Linked DNA regions of Homo sapiens: region 1 is linked to region 2. The links are chromatin contacts, found by Hi-C or POLR2A ChIA-PET in ENCODE. All regions are on one chromosome and are shown on one strand. Each heading gives the region's core, a stretch centred on a gene start or an enhancer-like site at or near the end of the contact. The rest is flanking DNA. Distances are from core to core; before and after follow the strand shown.

The links. A loop is a pair of places that touch in the nucleus more often than their neighbours do. ChIA-PET counts read pairs that join two places held with the same protein, here RNA polymerase II (POLR2A). Pooled maps may share reads with other maps.
Region 1: a pooled map shows a loop between it and region 2 (4-fold over the local background). The contact joins two enhancer-like sites. A Hi-C loop is called at or near these places in 6 of 37 single-sample maps with no recorded cell type and 5 of 50 pooled maps. POLR2A ChIA-PET finds 5 or more read pairs at or near these places in 1 of 52 experiments (activated T-cell).

What each region holds. Positions count from the first base shown.
Region 1 is chr11:73,048,481-73,051,916 of GRCh38, reverse strand. The region is part of intron 3 of FCHSD2 (FCH and double SH3 domains 2); the gene reads left to right. Among named protein-coding and RNA genes, the nearest start is that of FCHSD2, 92 kb to the left of the region's middle. Within about 2 kb of position 1,841, at least 2 of the 41 ENCODE cell types and tissues checked have a DNase peak (open chromatin) inside an H3K27ac peak, as active enhancers do.
Region 2 is chr11:72,968,275-72,971,974 of GRCh38, reverse strand. The region is part of intron 8 of FCHSD2 (FCH and double SH3 domains 2); the gene reads left to right. Among named protein-coding and RNA genes, the nearest start is that of ATG16L2, 160 kb to the right of the region's middle. Within about 2 kb of position 1,979, at least 3 of the 41 ENCODE cell types and tissues checked have a DNase peak (open chromatin) inside an H3K27ac peak, as active enhancers do.

The DNA.
Region 1 (3,436 bases), core at 592-3,091, 80 kb before region 2:
GTGTGTGTGTGTGTGTGTGTGTGTGTGTGTGTGTGTGTGTGTGTGTGTTTATATACCGTGTTAGCATCCTGAAGGTCTATTATATAAAAAGCCTGAAAACACTAATACTTATTTGAAATAGCAGACATTTGCTTCTGTTGGCTTTGCAATTCACTACTATTTATTTCAAATTTTTTTTGTTGTTTTGAATGTCTATATGGTTTTTGCATAAATACTACTTAGGTTTTGAGGGTTTTATTGTTGCATAGCCAGTACATCTCTGCAGATAACCCATAGTGGTTTTAAACTTTGCTGTCAGTCATACTTTTGTGTAAAATAGTATAAAGTCGTTGGTCTTTATTTCTTTGAAATTACTTTCATTGTTGTTTGGTTTACTACCTCTGCCTCATTCAGAGACATTTTATCTTTTTTTGCCAAGGAAAGCCCATTAAACTTTTTCTGTTTGTAAATTAGGTGTAAAAATACCTATTTACTTCCTTAATTTAGCTAAAAATATTAAATTATAAATTATAGGCTGATTAAAATTTAAATGACACAATGACAGATTATGAAAATATGCTTACATTTTCTCAGATTTAAATTTTTTATTTTTTTATTTTTTAGAGCTAGAGTCTTACTCTGTCACCCAATCTGAAGTGCAATAATGCAATCTTGGCTCACCGTAGCCTCAATCCCCTGGGTTCAACTGATTTTCCCTCCTCAGCATGCAACACCACTGGCAGCACCATGTGTGACACCACGTCCTGCTAATTTTTAAAGTTTGGTAGAGACAGGGTCTCACTTTGTTAGCCCAGACTAGTCTTGAACTCTTGGATTCAAGCGATCCTCCCACCTTGGCCTCCCAAAATGTTGGGATTACAGGCATGAGCCACTGTGCCCAGCAAGATTTTTAAAATATTTCCATTATAGATAACAAACTAACTGATGTCAAATTGCTTAAAACTTTCTAAATGCTTACTCTCAATTTCTGTACTTGCCTGTTATGTATCAGTAACAAACAGTTGGAGGACCTTTGTTCTAATCTAGAGACTAATAGAAGGCCATTGTAGCAAGAAGGGGTGTTCTGAGTCTTATATTATTTTTCTTAGAGTAGATATTCTCGGCCTTTGGTAAAACTTAATTATAGTTTTCATTTGCTGTATTTGAGATTCAGTGAGACGGTTTTTTCCTCATGTTAGTGAATGGAGACATAACGTTCAACCAATATAAAGGGACTTTAAGCAGGCAATTTGCAGATGTTCCCATTATCTCCCCATGTGGATATGGAAAGGCTTGTTTAAGGACAGCAGTCTTAGTTTATGTCTTATTTGTTCACCTGTTACTGAAAAACCATTGTGGGGGCCTGGGTTCCTATGTCTATTTTCTGATTACTCCAATGTTGTCCCACGAAAGGAACTATTTAAGAGCCTTATATATTCAGCAGCTATAGCTCAAATCCATTGTGATAAAGGTGACCCGTCCCATATATGTTTATAGTAATATTCTTTCTATATGGTTTATAAATGTACATATATGTCTGCATATGATATGTCTCTATATCAATCTAAATACGTCTTTTTCACTTATTTCTACATATTGTTGAATTGCTTAATGACTTTTTATGGAAACTTGGAGCTAGAAGTGGTGTGAAGGTCATATGGTCCAGCCCTCTTTTTAATATAGAGGCTGGCAAACTAGGGCTGTCTGGTCTGACACCTGTTTTTGTAAGTAAAGTTTTGTTAGACCACGGACATACCTATTTGTTTACATATTGTCTATGGCTGCTTTCTCACTACAATAGTATATTAGGGTAGTTGCCCTGGAGATCTTATGGCCTGCAGAGCCAAAAATATTTACTCTCTGGCCTTTTACAGAAAAGTTTACTGACTTCTTATATAGAGAGGCCTGGCAACTTCTACCTGAATTCATTCAGTGACAGTATTTCACTCTCTCTCAAAGCATTCAGCTTATAGTTAGTTTCTATTTATCTTGAGCAAAACTTTTTTAAGAAACCTTCCTTGTACACATGATAGACTTTTAGGAATTTGAAAACAATTTTTTTTTTATGGTCCTTTTGTGCTTTTAATAACCATAATATTGATTTCACAAAATTTTATCCTCTCCTTAAAAAGTTGGTAAGAACGTACCCTCTAAAAATGGTAGCCCTTTAAAATATGCCTTACATAGTATAAAAGAATTATCCAACTCTTCAGGTGTCTCTCTTTCCCCCTTTTTCTTTTTTTTTTTTTTTTTATTATACTCTAAGTTTTAGGGTACATGTGCACATTGTGCAGGTTAGTTACATATGTATACATGTGCCATGCTGGTGCGCTGCACCCACTAACGTGTCATCTAGCATTAGGTATATCTCCCAATGCTATCCCTCCCCCCTCCCCCGACCCCACCACAGTCCCCAGAGTGTGATAAAAACAATTTTTATACTTCTTATCTCTTTCTAGTAGTCTACATCCCATTCCCAGTCTTTCCAATCATAAAAATTTGTAGTTTATTTAGTTCACACTTGAACGTCCTATGAAACTGTTTTAAACCTTTTACCTATCTTGTTTCTTGTCATTATTCTTAAGCCATTGATACAGAAATCAGAACCAAATTTAATATTGTTGTGGGTATGAGACAGTTTCTGTCATGTTTTAATTTTTTCCTTAAAGTTTTACTATGTACTTCATATATACTGGGCACTCAACTGTGTTATTATTACTTTAAATATGTGCTAAGTGGCATTATTTTTTAAACAGTGATATCACATTAAAGGTTCTTAATGAGCTCAAACTCAAAAACCACTACGTCTTTTTACATATCTTGCTATTAAATCAGATCTTCACCATCCTACGCTGAACCCATGGCAGGACTTTTTACTCCTTTGAGATTCTATTGTATTAGGTTTATTCCACTGTGTCAGTATGTTGAGAAGTTTTAGCATCTTGATTCTGTTATTTAAATATTTACTGTTCTTCATAGCTCTTTGTCATGTGAGAATTTGATAGCAATGAGTTACTCGATCAACATCTTGCTATGTTTGTGTGGTCGTTATTGAATCCAAGTGAAATTGTTCTGGGAATTTTTCTTAGAGTTTATGGTAGATTGAATTATTGCTCAGCAAATATTCATTCCCCACCCTTTCTCTTGAGGTGAACTATACATACATCCCTGTCTTACTGATTTTAGACTTGGTCATACGGCTTGCTTGGACTAGTAGAATGGAGATGGAATTGACTGTAAAGCCATTTCTAAAATGAGGCTTTAAGAGGCATGGCAAGTTATTTCCAGCTTTTTCGTACTTCCGGCACTTACTGTAAGAAGAACTTGCCCCAGGTAACTACTTCAGATGGGGTCCCAGAATGAAAGATATGTGAAGGATACCTGAACTTGACCCTGCAACCTGAAGCAGAGATGCTCTAGCCAACCTGCAGATTCATGAGCAGAAGTTAGCATTTAT
Region 2 (3,700 bases), core at 730-3,229:
ACCATATTGTCACTATCATAATTGCAATCAATATCTAGAATATTTCTATCCTCCCAAACTTTTATCTCTCGTTCCTTTGCAGTTATATTTGATTTCCGTTGCTATGTAACAAATCACCACAAACTTAGACGTTTTAAACTACCTCCATTTATTATCTCACAGTTCTGTAGGTCAGAAGTCCAAGTAGGCTTAGCCAGGTTCTCTGCTTAGGGTTTCACAAGGCCAAAATCCAAATGTCACCTTGGCTGCATTCTTATCTGGAGATTCTGGGGAAGAATCTCCTTCCAGGGTCATTCAGGTTGTTGGCAAAACCCAGTTCCTTCTGGTTGTAGGACTTAACTCTGTTTTCTTGCTGGCTGTAGGCTGGGGTCATTCTCAGCTCCTAGAGGTGCTCTCAGGTCCTTTGTACATAATTCTCCATTACCAAGCCAGCAGTAGTGTGTCCAGTCCTGTTCATGTTTTGAATTTCTGACTTTTTTGCTACTAGCTAGAGAAAACTCTGCTTTTAAAGATTCATGTGATTAGGTAATCGCAGATAATCTCCCTTTTGCCATTTAACGTAGCATAATCACAAGAGTGATTATGTTCTACTGACACTCAAAGGAAAGGGGATTATACAAGGGCAAGGGTCACTGGGATCATTTTATAGTTCTGTCTACTTCAGCAGTCTTCACGTATTTTGTTAAATTTATTCCTAAGCATTTCATATTTCTCAATGTTACTGTAACATTTAGGTTTTAATTTTTCCTTTCAGTTCTTTTTATTAATATATAAACATATGATTGATTTTTATATTTTGACCTGTTCCAGTTACTTATAGTGTTACTCTGCATGACAAATGACTGTAAGGCTCAGTGGCTTAAAACAACAGCATTTAGTTTGCCTTCAAGTCTATACTTTGGGCAGGGGGGTCAGTAGGGATAACTTATCTCCGTACCACTCACATCAGCTAGAGAAACTCAAATGTGAAGGTTGAATTCTGAGGGCTTGCTATCTCACGTTTCTCATTAATGCTGCCTATTGACTCAGACCTTCCCGAGGCTGTCAGCTGGAGCTTCTGCACTTGGCTTCTTGGTATTGCCTTTCTCACAATGTTGTGGTTGGGTTCCAAAGGCAAATATGAGGGCAGTGGGGGTTAGGGGTATGTTTTGTCCCATTTTGTATACCTAACCCCAAAATTGGTGTTAAATGAGTGAGAAAGGAGAGGTTCAGCGGCCTTTCTTCATGGAAGTCTTTTCTTCATAGAAGAATTCGCATCTCACCAGGCTTTGTATGTGAGTGGGATGTCGGCAGGCTGTGGCAGCAGACAGTGGCATTTCACAGGGATGGACTTTTATGAAAAGGGGAGTGAAAGTAATGCACAGAAGAAACCAGTGGCTCCATTAATCTTGGAGAGAGCCATGAGAGTGCTAGCAATAGTTTTTAAGTGAGGTTGAAAAAAATTTGACCTTGAGGAAAGAATTCTAAAATGCCACTAAAGTAGCTTTGATTTTTTAAAACCAACCAGGTTAAAATGTGAACACATGATTATTTGTTATCTTAGTTTTAAATGCAGTTTTCTATAACACATGATATTTTTCCATTACCTTTTATTGTAGGGCTTTTAGATAAAAGACAATTTTCATACATTAGAATTGTAAGTATTTTTACTCACTGGATTGTAGACTGTTAGGTTTTGGTAGTGTTCTTAGATTCTGTAATATTTATTGTTGGTTAAAAACTTGAGGTGGTGAGCACTGTTAGCATTAATTTTGGGGTTAAGAAAGGAAGTGGTATATGTATTATCTGTTCAACATTCTTAGCCATTTGTGGCTTTAGTGAGTTTTCTTGCTTTATCAGTCATTTATCAAGTACCTCCCTCTAGTTTTCTTTTTCAAACCACTTTGAAACAGCAAGTTGGGTTCATTTTACTGGTATTCTGATGACTGTTGATTGTGGTTCTCAGGCTGATGTAATCATGTCACAAAATACAATAAAGATGATATTCCATCACTGAGGTGCTTAGTCACAGATTAAAATAGTCCCTGGCCACAGACAAGTCTTTTTCTGAGCCCAGTCCCCTATTCCTGTAATAATGAGGGTCAGGTCTCACTTGTGTGTATTTGGTCGTGTTGTACCTAGCATAACCAATGTGTGTGTTTAAACTTCATCCAATAAATCACTTAAGCCTAAGAATTTTGCTTCTTTATCACAAATAACATAGTGTGGAGTTTGCTGAACTCTATTTTCAGACATGGCTTTATAATTTCTGACTTAATTGCATGTTAAGCCATTTTATTTGTTTTCTTATTAAATTAACTAGTCAAAACATACCGTATTTCATTGATTCTAACATTTGGGCTTTTTTCTAGTCTTTTAATGTTTTTTATATCTTCGATGCTTCTTGTATTCTGTGGTGTCTTAAAGGAGGATAATTTTGCCTAAAGTTCCACTTTGTGCAAGGCACACAAAGAAGTAAGGAAATGGGACAAATACTCTCTACCCTCAAAAAATTAAGACAAAGATTCATCTTTTTGTCTCTGTCCCTCTCAGTGTTTTTCTCTTTCTTTCTCAGACACATACTCTAAAAAATTAACTGAGGTGGCAAAACCTAAATGCCAACTAGCTTTTCTGCACAGTTCTAATCCGATTTTTATTCCTGATATAAATAACTTAAAGCCAAATTAAATTAAATGAAACCATTCTAACATGATCCAAGAGGGAGAAAGTCTGTAGGTGAAGATAATAAACATTGGAATGCAGCTCCGTCTCTCATAAGGTTTTTGAAGGGAGTAGGTAGACTGTTAACACTGATTTTGACATGGCTACACTGGACAGTTCAAGTATTAACTTAGTGCTGACAATGAGGAGGAGACATCTGGAGTCTGAGAAGACCAGCCACCTAAGTGATACCCCAGGTATACTATTTTAAATTGATTTCAAAGAAAATCTATATGAAAGGTAGTAGCATATGTATATATGTGTGTATATCATTAAAACCATGTTTTTCATATAAGATGAATCACTGGACAAAGCCTTAATATTATTACCTATCAGTTTTGAAGGAAAGGATAACTGGGTTTTATTTTTGTTTTGTTTACCAATTTATAGAAATATCTTTTAATGTTACTATAATAAAACCATTAAAGCACCAAGGAGAAGTGTTGGTCAAAGGATGAACCTTGGGTACACAGAAGCACTGCTGGTCTCTGGAGTGAGGATGACTGGTCAGAGCATCCTGACTTCTGTAAGCAGGCCTTATGCTCATGGGGTATATAGTTTATAGCCTTTAACCCTGCCAAGAACAGAGAAAGTTTGCAGGGCTTCTGAAATTCCATGCCAGCACTATCATTTTGGAAATCAGAATAACCCCCCATTTATGGATATTGTAATTTATCATCTGTCAGCATAATTGGAAATATGTATTATTTGGCAAGAAGAGTTCCTCTTCAGGGCTCTCCATTAAGATACATGTGCCACAGTTATTCTGATCCTATGTATTGGAATCCCAGCCCTGGTTAGTCCTCATGGATTATCTTTCAATGAGACATCAAGACATAACTACAGGTAAGATAGCACATCTGAAAAATAGCCTCTGGAGAGGAGTAACCGTTTCTGAACAAAAGCTTAGGTCAACCTGAAGGTATTTTCTAGGAAACAGAATGATAAATTATAGTTTCAAATTAAAAGGCAAAGATCTATCAGTCTTAAGGACAGAGTA